Regions from separate parts of the Homo sapiens genome. Here region 1 is linked to region 2. Evidence: chromatin contacts called from ENCODE Hi-C or POLR2A ChIA-PET data. All regions are on one chromosome and are shown on one strand. Each heading gives the region's core, a stretch centred on a gene start or an enhancer-like site at or near the end of the contact. The rest is flanking DNA. Distances are from core to core; before and after follow the strand shown.

Region 1 (6,968 bases), core at 1-2,500, 410 kb after region 2:
GAAATAATAGCATCACCTGGTACCAAGAAACTGCTTATTGAAGGCCCAGCACAGTAAGGGGCTAAGGAATCAAATATTTATGCCAGCTGCTCCTTACAGTACTACGAATAAGGACCAATATGCTACTTTCATTTCCACAAGAGCTTTAGCAGAACTAACGACTGTCTGACCTCTACCTTCTTATTTTATTCTTGAGGTTTCCACTACTAAAGTATAGGAAGGTCCTGGTCTCAAAAATAGCCACACAGGGCAAAAGGGAAAAACAAATAAAAGCCTGGTTCAGAAACGCCCCATCCTCTGTTAAGTTCAAGTCTTTACATTTCAAAAGACAGCCTTAGAAATTAAGCTCACCACAGTGCTGATCTTCTTCTTCCCATCGGTAGCTCTTAACAGACACTTGTTGTCTGCGGGCTCAAAGCCCTCCACAGTACCCTTCTTTGGAATGGGTTTGGTTCGACCGTCATCTGAAGGAAAAAATGCATCCTGGTGAACACGGCCGCGTACGTGGCTGAGCGGCAGACAAACAGTTAAAACAGAGGAGTGGGGTAAGTGATGACCTAACCCAGCCCCGCTGCTCTAGTTTTGTTAAACACCTCATCTGCTATCACGGTCTGGCGAAACCCTGGAGAAACTATTATTTCCACGACGGAAACATGTAATATCGAAGCACGTTAAATTCCACTCAAAGTGGCGGCGTCTGGGATCCCTGACAAAGAGCCCTGGGCTGCTTGGGGCCCATTGTTACCAGAAGCAACCTAGGCGGCTCAGTGCTGGGGACTGAGCCAGCTACAATCCCTACTATTTTCCGGGCCCGAAGCCCCGAATGTGCTCAGTACAGGGTGGGGAAAGGTAGAGGAAGGCGGCGGTCCGCGGCAGACAGACTCCGGTGGCTCCCAGACACCGGGAACCCAGGGAGCATCGCCCGGCTCCCCTCCCGCTGCTTACACTTCTTCAAGGTGATATAGACGCTGCCCGACGTCCGGCACTTCTGGAAAAGTCTGGTCAGCTCCGTCAGGAACTGGAAAACAACAGGCCCAGCCCCGTTAGCCAGCCCCAAATCCTCGTCCTGCCGCGTCAAGGCCCTGGTCCTCCTGCAGGAGGCACAGGTCTCGAGTAACGCCTGAGCCGCCCCCTTCCCTCGGCCGGCCAGGCCTAGCCATACCTGCTCGCTCTCCAACAACACCATCGCGGCGACGCTGGCTCGACTCCCTCCGCTTAAGCCCCTAGCAGTGAGAGCCGGAAGTTCGGCCTAGGCTGGGCGGGACTTCCGCTACTAGACTTCCATTGTCTTCCACCAATCTCTTCTCTTCCACCAATCCCGGCCTGCGCCCTCCCCCCTCCCCGCCCGCCTAGCGCCCGCGCCCTGGGACGTCCGGGGGCCTGTGACCCGGAGGCGCTGGGGCTGTCCTGGGTCGTCACATGCGAGAAATCGTCTCACCCCAGCCAGTGTGACGGAGTGAGAGCAAAAGAAAGTTTTGATAGCAGCGTACGATTTATATTCAGCTGTATGCTGGGCAGGTAACCTAACAACTCAGTGACTCAGTTTCCTTATCCATAAAGTAAGGGTAATGATAGTATCTACCGCGCAGTGTGGTCGTGAAGCGTAAATGAAACTCAGATTAAATACGTAGAACAGTGCCTGGCACATAGAGCGTGTTCAGTAGGTATCAGCTATTGTTCTTTTCATTATTGTCATTATAAGTTCCTGTAGAGATCCTTTAAACTCTCCCTAAACGCTGACCTGCAGCTCTAGCCAGAAGGGCTGGGCCGGGCGTGGTGGCTCACGCCTGTAATCCCGGCACTTTGGGAGGCCGAGGCGGGTGGATCACGAGGTCAGGAGATTGAGACCATCCTGGCTAACACGGTGAAACGCTGTCTCTACTAAAAATACAAAAAAGTTAGCCGGGCGTGGTGGCGGGCACCTGTAATCCTAGCTACTCGGGAGGCTGAGGCAGGAGAATGGCGTGAACCCAGGAGGCAGAGCTTGCAGTGAGCTGAGATCGCGCCACTGCACTCCAGCCTGGAAGACAGAGCGAGACTCCGTCTCAAAAAAAAAAAAAAAAAAAAAAAAAATGAGGGGCTGGAGCCCAGTCTTTAGTTCTACCTCTGATTAGTCAGGAGAACTAGGTTGTAAGCCCTCTCTGCCACTAGCCAACTTGAACCCTGGGCCCTCTATAAAGTCAAGCATTCCACCACACAAGAGGTTTTCGCTGAGTGCCTCTCAGTCTGTGCCAGGCACGGTTGTAGAGGTTGGGGATGCAGCAGGATAAGAAAAGCTAAGTTCCTGGTTTCCTGGAAGTTGGGTTAAAGGGGCAGGGAGGAAATAAACAATGAAGCAAACAAGTAAGTAGTACAGCTTCAGATAATGAATTCCGTGAGACAGCCTAAGCAGGGCTGTATAATGAGAGTGGGAAGGGGACTGCCTGGGTTGGGGTCAGGGGAGTTCTCGTCGAAAAGGAGAACTTTGAGTTGAAAGCTGAAAGGACCAGCCATCCAAAGATCTAGGGACACAGTGTTTCAGACACAGGGAACGGCTAGAGCAAAACCTTCAAAGGGGAAACAAGTTGCCCTGTGTCTGTAAGACTGGCAGGTGCGGGTGGGGGTGAGGAGGGCTTGTGGAGCAAGGAGTAAAGGAGTATGGAGAGGTAGCTGGGGACCAGATTATGTAGGGCCCGTGACCATAGTAAGCCTGGATTTTGTTCTAGATACAAAGAGAAGACTCGTTAAGGAAGTTTTCAACAGAACACTGAAAATCTGATTTATATTTTTTAAAGATCCCCCTGTCTGTGTTGTGGAGAATGCACTGTAGAGAGACAGGGCAGGAAATGAGGAGCCCAGTTAGGAGATTCAAACTTAATGGCTTAAATATGTTCACTCTCTGATTTCACATTTTCTTCCAAATGGCCAGCGCCCGTTGCCCACTTCCTGCCCTAGGCTGATGACCTTGTGTAGCCAACCTGTATTGGCTTTTGGTTCTCCAGCATTTGAACCTGTTTGCAATCCCCTGTTGTGTGGGTTTTGGTGAGAGGCAATAAATAAATAAATAGAAGGGTCAGAGGGTCACTCTCTCAACTGCCCTCAGCACCTGGGCTCAAGCATATGACCTAACGTGGGTCAATCTGGTGCTCTCAACCAGGACTTTGACTTCTGAGCTAGTAATACCAAGGCCCAGGGCTCTTGCATGGGTGTCCAGTCATTTGAATGTGAGGATGTTTTTGCTCATCTGTATTGGCAGATATCATGAAAATTATGCATGGGCCCTTTTTAAAAAAATTTTATCTCATCAGCTATCATTAGTGTTAGTGTGTTTTACATATGGCCCAGGACGATTCTTTCAATGTGGCCCAGGGAAGCCAAAAGGTTGGACACGCATGCTAGAGGTTATTCATATGGTGCCATCACAAAGTGGTCTTGTGTTGGCGGCCCTATAGGAGGGGTTTTCACCAGACTGTTCTAATCTTTGCTAGTCTTGAGGTGTGCGAAGATGACTCCCCAATTTTTAATTATAGCTTTTACCTCTGTATTGAGCTCCAAACTTGCATATTCAGCTGTCCACTTGGTAGTTCCACCTGGATGTGTAATGAGCATCTCAGATATTACGTGACCAAATCAAAACTTTTTACTTCCCACATCTTTGCTATTTATTAAATGGCACCACCGTCTGACCAGTTACTCAAATAAAAACAACCATGAATCATCCCAGATTCCTTTTTCTTTTTGAGGCAGGGTCTCACTCTGTCACCCAGGCTAGAGTGCAGTGGTGCAATCTCGGCTCACTGCAGCGTCCACCTCTCAGGCTCAAGCTATCCTCCAGCCTCAGCCTCCTAAGTACTTGGGTCTATAGGCATGAGCCGCTGCCACCAGCTGTTCTTTTTCTTTTAATTTTCACATCTACACCTGCATGAGTCCTGTTAGCTATCTTGAAAGTTTAATCTGATTGCAATCACACTAGCATCTGGACTTCTGCAAAAATCTCGGTGGCAGGCTGGATGATCCCCCAGAGATGTCTATGTCCTAGTACATGGAATGCGTGCATTGCACTGGATCCAGTGCAATTCAACTACTGATGGAATATTCTTTGGGCTTTGTTTTTCTGTGGGAAATGACCAAGAGCACCTATTCAGAAGTCAAAGTGATCGGGGTTCAGATCCTACGTCTGCTACTTATTGATTATGTGGCCTCAGGCAACCTCTCAAGGCCTAAGTCTCTTCACTAGCAAAGTAACAAAATAATGCTTACTTCATTGAGATTATGAAGATTGTATAAAATACTATATGTAAGAGCCTTAGGCTTGCTCTAATATGGTAAATATAGATGTTTAAATTAATTTTAAAATTTTAATTCCTCAATCACACTAGCCACATTTCAAGGATTCAGTAGCAATATGTGGCTTGGATAGTACAGATGTAGAGCATTTCCATCATCACAAATTCTACTGGACAGCGCTATCATTGATAACATTGGGCCTAGCACATAGTAAATGCCCAATAAACAGTATAGTATCAAATAGTGTTATTACTTATAGACCACACACCTTCCATCATTTCAACATCACCATCCTGATTTCTGCCATTATCTTAATACCACCTGTACTGTTAGTTAATATTTTTCTTTAAATTGACTCACTTTCTACTTGTGTATTTAATATCATGATCATAAGTGGAAAACCAGTATCATTTGCCATAAATAAAAGGGATCATAAAAGGAAGTACTATGAAGTAAAATAATGTTGCTAAATTTAAATTTTTGAGATTAAAAAAATTAAAACAGTAAAAGCAATGATAAAGTTCATTGATTTATAAGACTATATCTGAAAATAAATTCATCAGTGAGAAAAATGGTATTGTATGTGATCAATCAGGAATAAAGGTAGCTCAGGGGTACAATGAAATTGAGAGTTTATGTCAATATAACATGGTTAAATTTTGATGTTTTCCAGCACCCCAAATCCTAACTTGCAATTATGTGTGATTAGGGTAACATATCATTCATCAAATTGTAATTTAAATGCATAATAGAGATTAATGGCTTTTGGCCTTGGAGCAGAGCAGTATGTATGTGAGGCATGGCGCTGGGTCACTGTCTCTAAGTCATGCAGGCCACACACCTTCCTGCTCCCTCTCAGTTTTTCCTCTCCCTTTCACAGTTCTAGGAGAACCATGACATGAAAATGGTTCCCAAATCCTTTCCCACATCATGGGGGCTTCATCAAAGGCCTAGGCAGCACCAAGAGCAAAACGAAGGCCCTGGGCACAAAACACCGTACCAGCTTTGGCCACTTCCCCATGGGAAGACGGGCAGAGAAAAGTACCCCTGCTCCTCAGGGCCTAGCCGACCTAAGGGACCTGAATAAGTATGCTTGTTTGTACAACCTGAGATTGTCTCTCCCAAAATGCAGGGGTAATGTGTTTTTTCCTCAGACAGAGCACACTTTAATTTATTAGGTGTTTAATTAGAGTTGGTTTTGAATTAGGGTCAGGAATTTGGTTAGGGTTTGAATTAGGGTCAAGGATCTTGTTCAGGTTAGGGTTGATTAATTTGCAGCTGCAGTTACTCTAATGCAATTACACTTTGCAGTGCCTGGAAAGTATAATGCTTAAAAACACAGTCGCTAGTTCCTGGATGGGGTTCCTAGCTGGGGTAGTCAAGGCTGCAATAAGCCATGATTGTGCCACTGCACTCCAGTCAGGGAAACAGTGAGATGCTGTCTCAAAAAAATTTTGTATTATGTTTAACCTATTATTAATAAGGAAACCAGATGTATGTTACAATCCATTCAAAGGGGAATCCAGTAAACATCAGGAATTCTGGAATGAATTTGTAAATGGAAGTAAAATTGGATTTTGCACAGGAGGGACCCAGGGTTGTCCCTTCACTGAACAGAAGCATTTGTACATCCATAGACAAGAATCCTCTGCATTGCCATTGAGTCTCTACAACCTACAGAGTTGTAAAATAGCGCAAAGGAAATAAAAGGCTAGAAATCAGCTAATCCAGAAGGCTGTGTTCTAATCAATGTATAATTTTTCATTGGAAACATCCACTATTTTTTATTTTGTTTTGTTTTTTGTTATTGTTGTTTTTGAGTTTATCTTTTTCTTTAATGTATTTGTTTCCACTAATCTTTTTTGCATATTCCAAAATTGCTTAAGTCTCTCTGTGCCTCAGTGTCCTCATCTGTAAAATGGGGAAGTCATAAAAGTGCCTACCTCATGTCAAGGGGAGGAGTAAATGAGCTAAGGGATGCATTATTACACTGCAGTCCCTTAGTTGGGAGTGGGCTGTTCTACGTCCTCCTCGTCAAGGTGGATTCATTCTACAGGAGCAGATTGCAACAAGACACTGTGCACCTTACGGAGGACTGGCCTCTGGGCTAGTTTAACTTTTCAGTTTCAGTCTGAGGGGAACTATACCTTGGGCTCTGAGCTGCCTCACCGTAGCTCCAGTGTGCTGATTTAAGGGTCAGTTCTGGATGAAGGAAGGAGGGTATCATCTAAACACATCGAGGAATGGCACTGGGCAGGTCTGGCTTTGGGATGACAAATTTTAGAACCTAAGGCTGGGAGACCTCCCACGTCAGCGGGAGGTGGTTAGCTCTGGTGGAGCCATCCTAGAGAAGGCCAGAGGAGTGGCCGGAGGGAGATGAGAGTGTGTCCTAGAAGCCTGGGTGCCCGGAGAGAGTAAACACCCTGAAGCCACACGTCAACACACTCCCTGGACTGAATCCACTCCAACACTGGCAGTTCCCAATTCCTTTATTCTTTTCTGCAGTCAGTTGGTCAACAAGTGTTCATTGTATCTGCTCAGCCAACTCAGGGCTCCAGGAACTCTCTCCATCCCCACCCCAGGATGAAGTCCTGGATTTAAATCCCAAGCCCCAGTGTCCTAGAGAGACAGCACAGGTGCCCTGGACTGTGAGTCAGAGACCCCAGGCTCACCCTGCTCCCCAACTTGCTGTGAGGCCCTGC
Region 2 (6,490 bases), core at 3,750-6,249:
CAATATGCTTGACCATTTCCAAAAGTAATATTGATATGATAGATGTTTGGCAGTTCTGATGATGTATTTGGCTAAATACACAGAAAATGAAGCAGAAGGAAAATCAAAGCAATTATGAACTCTGGGGAAAACAAAAAGTTTTACAAAAAAAAGGAAAAGCAGTGACATATACACAGAAAATTAGGCAAAAGAAACTAAGATAATTATGAAGTCTAGGACAAACAAAAAGTTACATGAGAAAGGATGCCATAGGCTAATAATTGCTTCTGCTGTGAATAATATTTACACAGTCAATGATAATATAAATACTGATGACTAAGGTAAGCAAAAATTGTGACTTAACTATTTTGGGGAAATGTGACGAGAAACAAGGGGTGTTTGCACTTTATTAGTTAAATTATTGCCTACCATTACAGCAACCCAATATATAATGTCTAAAACTAATCAATTAAGAAAGTAAGTTATTAATAAATAATATAGAGGTAAAATTAGGAAAAACACAAAAGATTTAAAAGCAGTTAACTGGAGAAAATATCAAGGGGTAGGGAAGGCTGAGGCAAGGGGCTGCCATTTTTATTTAAAACATTTTAACACAATTTTTTCTTTATTACTATAACAAAAGTTAAAATTAAATATAAAAATAAAAGTAATTTAAATGTATTCTTTTTTTTTTGACATGGAGTCTTGCTCTGTCGCGCAGGCTGGAGTGCAGTGGCGCAATCGTGGCTCACTGCAACCTCTGCTTCCTGGGTTCAAGCGAGTCTCGTGTCTCAGCCTCCCCGGTAGCTGGAATTATAGGCACCCACCACCACACCTGGCTAATATATATATATATATATTTATATTTTTAGTGGAGACAGGGTTTTACCATGTTGGTCAGGCTGGTCTTGAACTTCTGACCTCAAGTGATCCACCCACCTCGGCCTCCCAAATTGTTAAGATTACAGGCGTGAGCCACCATGCCCAGCCCAAATTTTTTAATAAAAATGCACTTAGAAATAAAATTTAAAATATTTAAATGAAATTCCCAGGTGATTGTATGTTTGGACATCAGAAGCTGACCCATGTTTCACAGAGCCAGAAATTTATATAATCTTGAAGCAAGAGAAGGGCATTTCTTAAAAAAAAAAAAAAAAAATACAAAATTACAAATTCAAAATTAGGTACAAAAGCGAGTTTCTTTTATTTTAGAATGTGAAAAAGATCACAACAAATTACTGGGGTCTTGGGGAGGGTTGAGTCCATTTCTTACAGTATCTCTTTAGGTCATTGACCAGACGTGCTTACAGAAATGTTTGCTGATTGCAACCTGGCTTCCTCTTCCCACCCCAAAGCTCCTATAAGTGAGAGGCCCTGAGCTGAATCTTCACTGGCTTCATGGTAAATTGCTTCTGGGCACTATGAGATAAAACATTACACATTTCAGCTTGTGTGTACACAGAAATAAGCTGGACTACAATTACCCTGATCCTCCTGGGGGAAGCAGCTGGATAGGAAAGAAAACACAGAAGACTAGAACCTGGGCTTCTATCCAAGCTTTGCTGCCTTGAGCATGTCACCTGAGTTCTCAGGGGCTCATCTCCTTTATCTGTAAAATGAGGAACTTTAGAAGATAATCTCTACATTAAATTCTAACTCTAAAATTGCTTTTTATGAACAACTACACTAAAAATAAAAATAAATTTTAAAATAAACTTTTCTACTCACTTTAGAGTGTAGCCTGGGTAGAGTTATGAAAACAAAATAATAGCAAAAAGAGAACTTTTATTTATTTAGCTCCTTCACAATATCAATCCCGAACTCTTATAAAATAACTAAAAATTCTCTGGCCTCAAAATATAAGTAAGAGCAAATGAAATACATTAAGCCCTCAAATTAATTTAATTTGCTTCTGGGTGCAATACAGATTGGAAACTTCAACACGACCCATCTTTCTCATCTTTTGATTCCCAGCAGAGTCTTGCCCACAGTCAAAGCTCAGTCAATGACTATCATGAGAATTGAATGATTAGAGTGCTTAAACCATTTTTTAAGGCACTATATTGATATAATTTATTTACAAATACTGAACTGAACTAAACTAGGGCTCCATCACAAACATCCCTAACTGCCCTCAATAGTTAAGGAATCATCTAACCCACAGCCTTTTTCCAGATTGCTCTCAAAAATTCTGAGCTAATAAGCACCATAACTGAACCACTCACTGTGCAGGCACTGTCAAGTAACCATCTGTTCAAGTATTCACCTCAAAGTATTCATCTTTCGTGCCAGCTCTAATTTCCCAGTATTCCATAAACAAGTTATTATTCATACTATTCCTATCCTTCATAAAACTCAACATAGTGCATCTCAGTCCTCATTTTTCCAGGCCAGAACCCAATCTCTTTTCACTCTGTATATGAAAGCCCCTCTCTTCCCACCTTCATTTTAGTAGCTCTTTTATGAATCTTCTTTCTCGTTTCAGCCAATACACACACATTTCATAGTAAAAGAGTAAATCTATTGGATTTTTCATCAGGAAAAGAATAGAATACACATGCAGTTTTAGTTCTGCTGCATCTTGCATCTGGTTGGCACACTAGGTTATGTCTTACAGAATAATAATAAATAGGTAGCATTCACTAAGCAGACTAGACTCTGCTCTAGGCATAATACATGTATTGATTCCTTTAATTTTGCAATAAACCTATTAGGTAGAAACTATTGTTATTTCCACTTTGCAGATGAAGAAACTGAAGCACTAAGAAATGAAGTAACCTCTCCAAGGTCATATAGCTTCTAAACCGTGGACTTGAAATTTGAATCCAGGTAGTCTGGGTCCAGAACCTAAGTGTCTAGCCACATGGCTACACTGCCACTCGCTGTAAATGAGTTCTCCCTCTACCACCCTCCAAGTGTCCTTTTCCCAACTGCTGCTCATTTTTCTGTCCATTCTATCAGATACAGAAACTCTCCCCGCAGAACAGTTTACTTAACTTGGGACTTTATTGCCCAGATTGGCTTTTGTGTGTACGTTTTATGCAAATGTACACAGTGTATGTTTTATGCAAACATATATAGTGCCCTCTCTTTTAGCTCATTAAAAAAAAAAACCCAGCCACAGCTCCATTCCCAGGATACCCACTGTTTACACATCTCCACCCAGATAAATGCCAGTTTGATGTAGAAGCTAAATTTGATGAGGAATGCAACTTGTAATTGCTGGAGATGGAACACAGACTGTGGATTACCTCACTCTCATCCCTGCCCCACCTCCTATGCTATATATCCGGAGTTTCTCCAGCCATAAAAATCTCCAGTTAATTGGGCAATGGATTTCTTGACAAGGCAATCAAGATTATGTCCCTGGTGCAGATAATCAGAAAGTCTACCCATTATAAACCAGCAGAAGCAATCTTGTCCTTTGATGTAAGCTTACTTCGGGTGTTTTTTATTTCCCCCAAACAGCACTCCTAAAGACCCACCCTATGAAACCAATACCATTATCACAAGTGAGAAAAGGGTGGAAAGCTAGAATGTTCTAAATGATTAACAAGGAGAATATGGATGTACACAGATTTTAATGACACCTAGTTCTACTTCCAAATAAGCAACTAAAAAACATTCCACCGTTTGCTTAATGACGAAGATATAAGTTTATAGCTCTCTATTGCAACCACTACTGGCAACACCTCCGTAGTAGTCTATTTTAGTCAAGGTTTTTTGGCTATAAGGAACAGAAACCCTTATGTCAAAAAAAGAGGTGGTAGGGTTGAGGTTTGCTGTAAGATCAAAGAAGTCATTTCATGGACAACGACAAGCAGGAAATAAGAGTATAGACTGGCCTTTCAGAGTCTAGAGCTGAGAAACCACCAGGCACCAGTCATGTGCCCCATCTGTCTTTCTGGGTCCATGTCATCTCTTCACTCACTGCCTGCCTGATGCATCCTCTTCTCTGCAAACCAGCTTTCTCTGCTTATTGATGGTTTCTGCTTTCTCACAACCTCAGCTTGCCTATGTAGCATGAACTGACTCTGTAAGAGTATCACACCCACCAACAACTGACTATGTCCTTTAGCTCTCTATATTCTTTTGCTTAAATTTTCAAGCAAGATAACCTGGTTGGTCACTGGCCAGGTTGATGGACTGCCTGTGTCAGGTTCAAGTGTCCACCACTGGTCCAAACATCTGAACTGAGGGTCACATGGTAGAAACACAACCATCCAAGCCCAAGGTTTTGGCAGGGCTGTGGGTAAGGTGATTTCCCAAACAAGAAGGTATCAACAGAACAGGGATTCAAAAATATCATATTTTTGAACTATAATTACTATGAAGTACGTAACCATCAGAAGGAACCTGCCACTTAATTTAGTTCTATAGTCAACTACAAGATTAATGATGGAAGTGTTTCCAAACTTCACTGATCTCATTAAATCTGGGTACTCACTGAAGAGTTATTTGAGATATAAATGTAGAACTAGTTGTCAGAAAATACCTACCTGTGCATAGAAAAATAAAGGCACTCCAGTTAGGCTACAGAACAGCACTATCGAGTCTGAATGCTCACAATAGGCTCACATCACTTGCTATAGCTCTTTTGGATTAAACACATCTAAAAATCAAGGGGGAAAAATAATTGGTGTTCATTTTAATGTCTGTATCAATGGCGCTAAGGATTCATAGGAGAAAAGGGCTTGTTCTTCCTTCCTCTCCTAGCTCCTTCCCTCCCTTTTCCATTCTCCCACCTTCCTCTCTTACACTGAGGCTACCCCAATCATATAAAGGCAAGTCCGGCAGGTAGACTGCTCTTAAGAAGCCAAACCAAGGACAAAGGGTCCTGGGGGCCAGGGACAATCTGGCATATTTTTCACCAGAATAGTCAGAGGCTGTCTGGCCAGAAGAGAATCTGAACTCTAGTCAAAAAGGAAGCAAATATCATTGCCAGAGAAACTATGTAAACCACCATCAAGAGTGAGGGTTGAGGCAAGGCTGTAAACAGGAAAGTGAGTCAGCTCCCAGGTCAGCAGCCAGGAGGCTCAGTGGACAGAATAATACTGAGTGTGAAGTAGGTCACGGCAAACAGCTCTGAAGCGAGGTCATGAACGTTGTGGTGGTGTGGGAAGCCCTTTTTATGTGGGGCCTGGCATGGCAAAGTCACCGTGCAGAATCAGACCCCACCCATGCCTAGGCTACCCATCTTCCCCAAACAGCCGGGTGAGGCAGGGCTTGCCTTATGGGTTTGCCTGGTGAGAGGCTGCTGTGGCCCTGGGCATTCTGTGATGGCTCGTCTCCCGTGGCCCAGGTGCCCGGGCTGGCTCCATGGCTTCAAGGATCCAAGCTTTCTGTTTCTATGTACCAGAATGAGAGAGGTGGGCTGCCAGCGGGACCCCAGTGTGTAAGTTAGGGATGAGCATGGATCGAGGGAGCTAGAAGCAGGAGGTAGGATTCTCAAGTCCTACTATTTGAAAAAGGGCTAGAAACATGGCTTGCCGGGGACATAAGCAGAAAAGTGTGGAGGTGCTCGGCAGGAGAGCCAGACTGTGCTTTCTAACAGGGTGACTTTGCTTTCTAACAGGGTGACTGGTGAAAATGGACTCTTATGTTTTCATTTTGTGGGACAATTACCATTTGAGGATTGCCAACAGTAGCTGTTTTCTAGCAGTAGAGACAGCAAGTCCACTTGGATCAGATGCCCTTTGTTCTGAGCAAGTCGCCGGAATGGCCCTGTTATCACATGTCTATCACTTCCTTTCCCGAAACAAGTCTGGGGCCCAGCTCTACAGCTGGAGGGGGCCTGGCACCTCTGCCCCAAACTCCCAGCTAAAAAAGCCTGGCCAGGAGATGAGGTGCACAGATTTGCATAAAGAGCCTAAAAAGGGGCCCCTGATTGAGTAGTTCTCATGCTCCGAGGGAACTGGAACCTACTCCACCCCCTACTCCGGGAAGTAGATCCAGTTTGTTACTTTAGAGCAGCTAGCTCCCACTGCTTGGCAAGACTGTTTATTGGCTATTATTAGTTATGAGTATCATTTGCATGGGTGAAGGCCTTCTGTACTCTCAGTTTGATGATGCCTATTTTTACTGTGTAGAGATAAGTTGGGTCAAGGAAGGTTGTGATGGGGTCAGTAGTCAAGGAGGCCATTAGCTATTTAAATACCTTAACCTCCAATGGATCCAGATTAAACCTCACCCTCTTGCAGGAAATCAGCTGATAGATGAGTCACATTGGAGAAATCTGGTATAAATGAAACCTAAAGAACTTATGTATGCCCACAGGAGTCTCTAGAACTTTAAATACTTTGCTTGATATCATCTAAACTTCACAATTGAAGAGAAGGTATCCTCAGAACTCTGTCTCTGGGATCTTCAACATGTGTCTTCTGTGTTGAGCTGGCCTGAAGATGGAGGTGCTGTGTCTGTAAAGGATCTTCCCAAACAGGGGTTCATTTAAGGCCAGGTCAGGGGAGTGTATCCAAAACCCTCCACCTTGTACTGGTGCTGAAAGAAGGTG

What was found. A loop is a pair of places that touch in the nucleus more often than their neighbours do. ChIA-PET counts read pairs that join two places held with the same protein, here RNA polymerase II (POLR2A). Pooled maps may share reads with other maps.
Region 1: a loop to region 2 is called in a pooled map, with 2.3 times the contacts of the local background. The contact joins the promoter of SRP14 here to the enhancer-like site in region 2. A Hi-C loop is called at or near these places in 7 of 50 pooled maps. POLR2A ChIA-PET finds 5 or more read pairs at or near these places in 2 of 52 experiments (activated CD4-positive, alpha-beta T cell and activated T-cell).

The regions. Positions count from the first base shown.
Region 1 is chr15:40,037,931-40,044,898 of GRCh38, forward strand. SRP14 (signal recognition particle 14) reads right to left here and starts at 1,251. Exons shown (of 5, transcript NM_003134.6): 1 at 1,163-1,251; 2 at 946-1,018; 3 at 352-464. The coding sequence starts at 1,186. It overlaps SRP14-DT (SRP14 divergent transcript), which reads left to right and starts at 1,381. Exons shown (of 3, transcript NR_040060.1): 1 at 1,381-1,518. It overlaps LOC124903471 (a long non-coding RNA gene), which reads left to right. Exons shown (of 2, transcript XR_007064596.1): 2 at 1-479. RefSeq lists enhancers at 269-1,214, 915-964, 985-1,164, 1,215-2,159 and a silencer at 1,245-1,454.
Region 2 is chr15:39,619,937-39,626,426 of GRCh38, forward strand. All of the region lies in intron 10 of FSIP1 (fibrous sheath interacting protein 1), which reads right to left. Among named protein-coding and RNA genes, the nearest start is that of THBS1-IT1, 37 kb to the left of the region's middle. RefSeq lists an enhancer at 3,840-3,929. Within about 2 kb of position 5,000, at least 19 of the 41 ENCODE cell types and tissues checked have a DNase peak (open chromatin) inside an H3K27ac peak, as active enhancers do.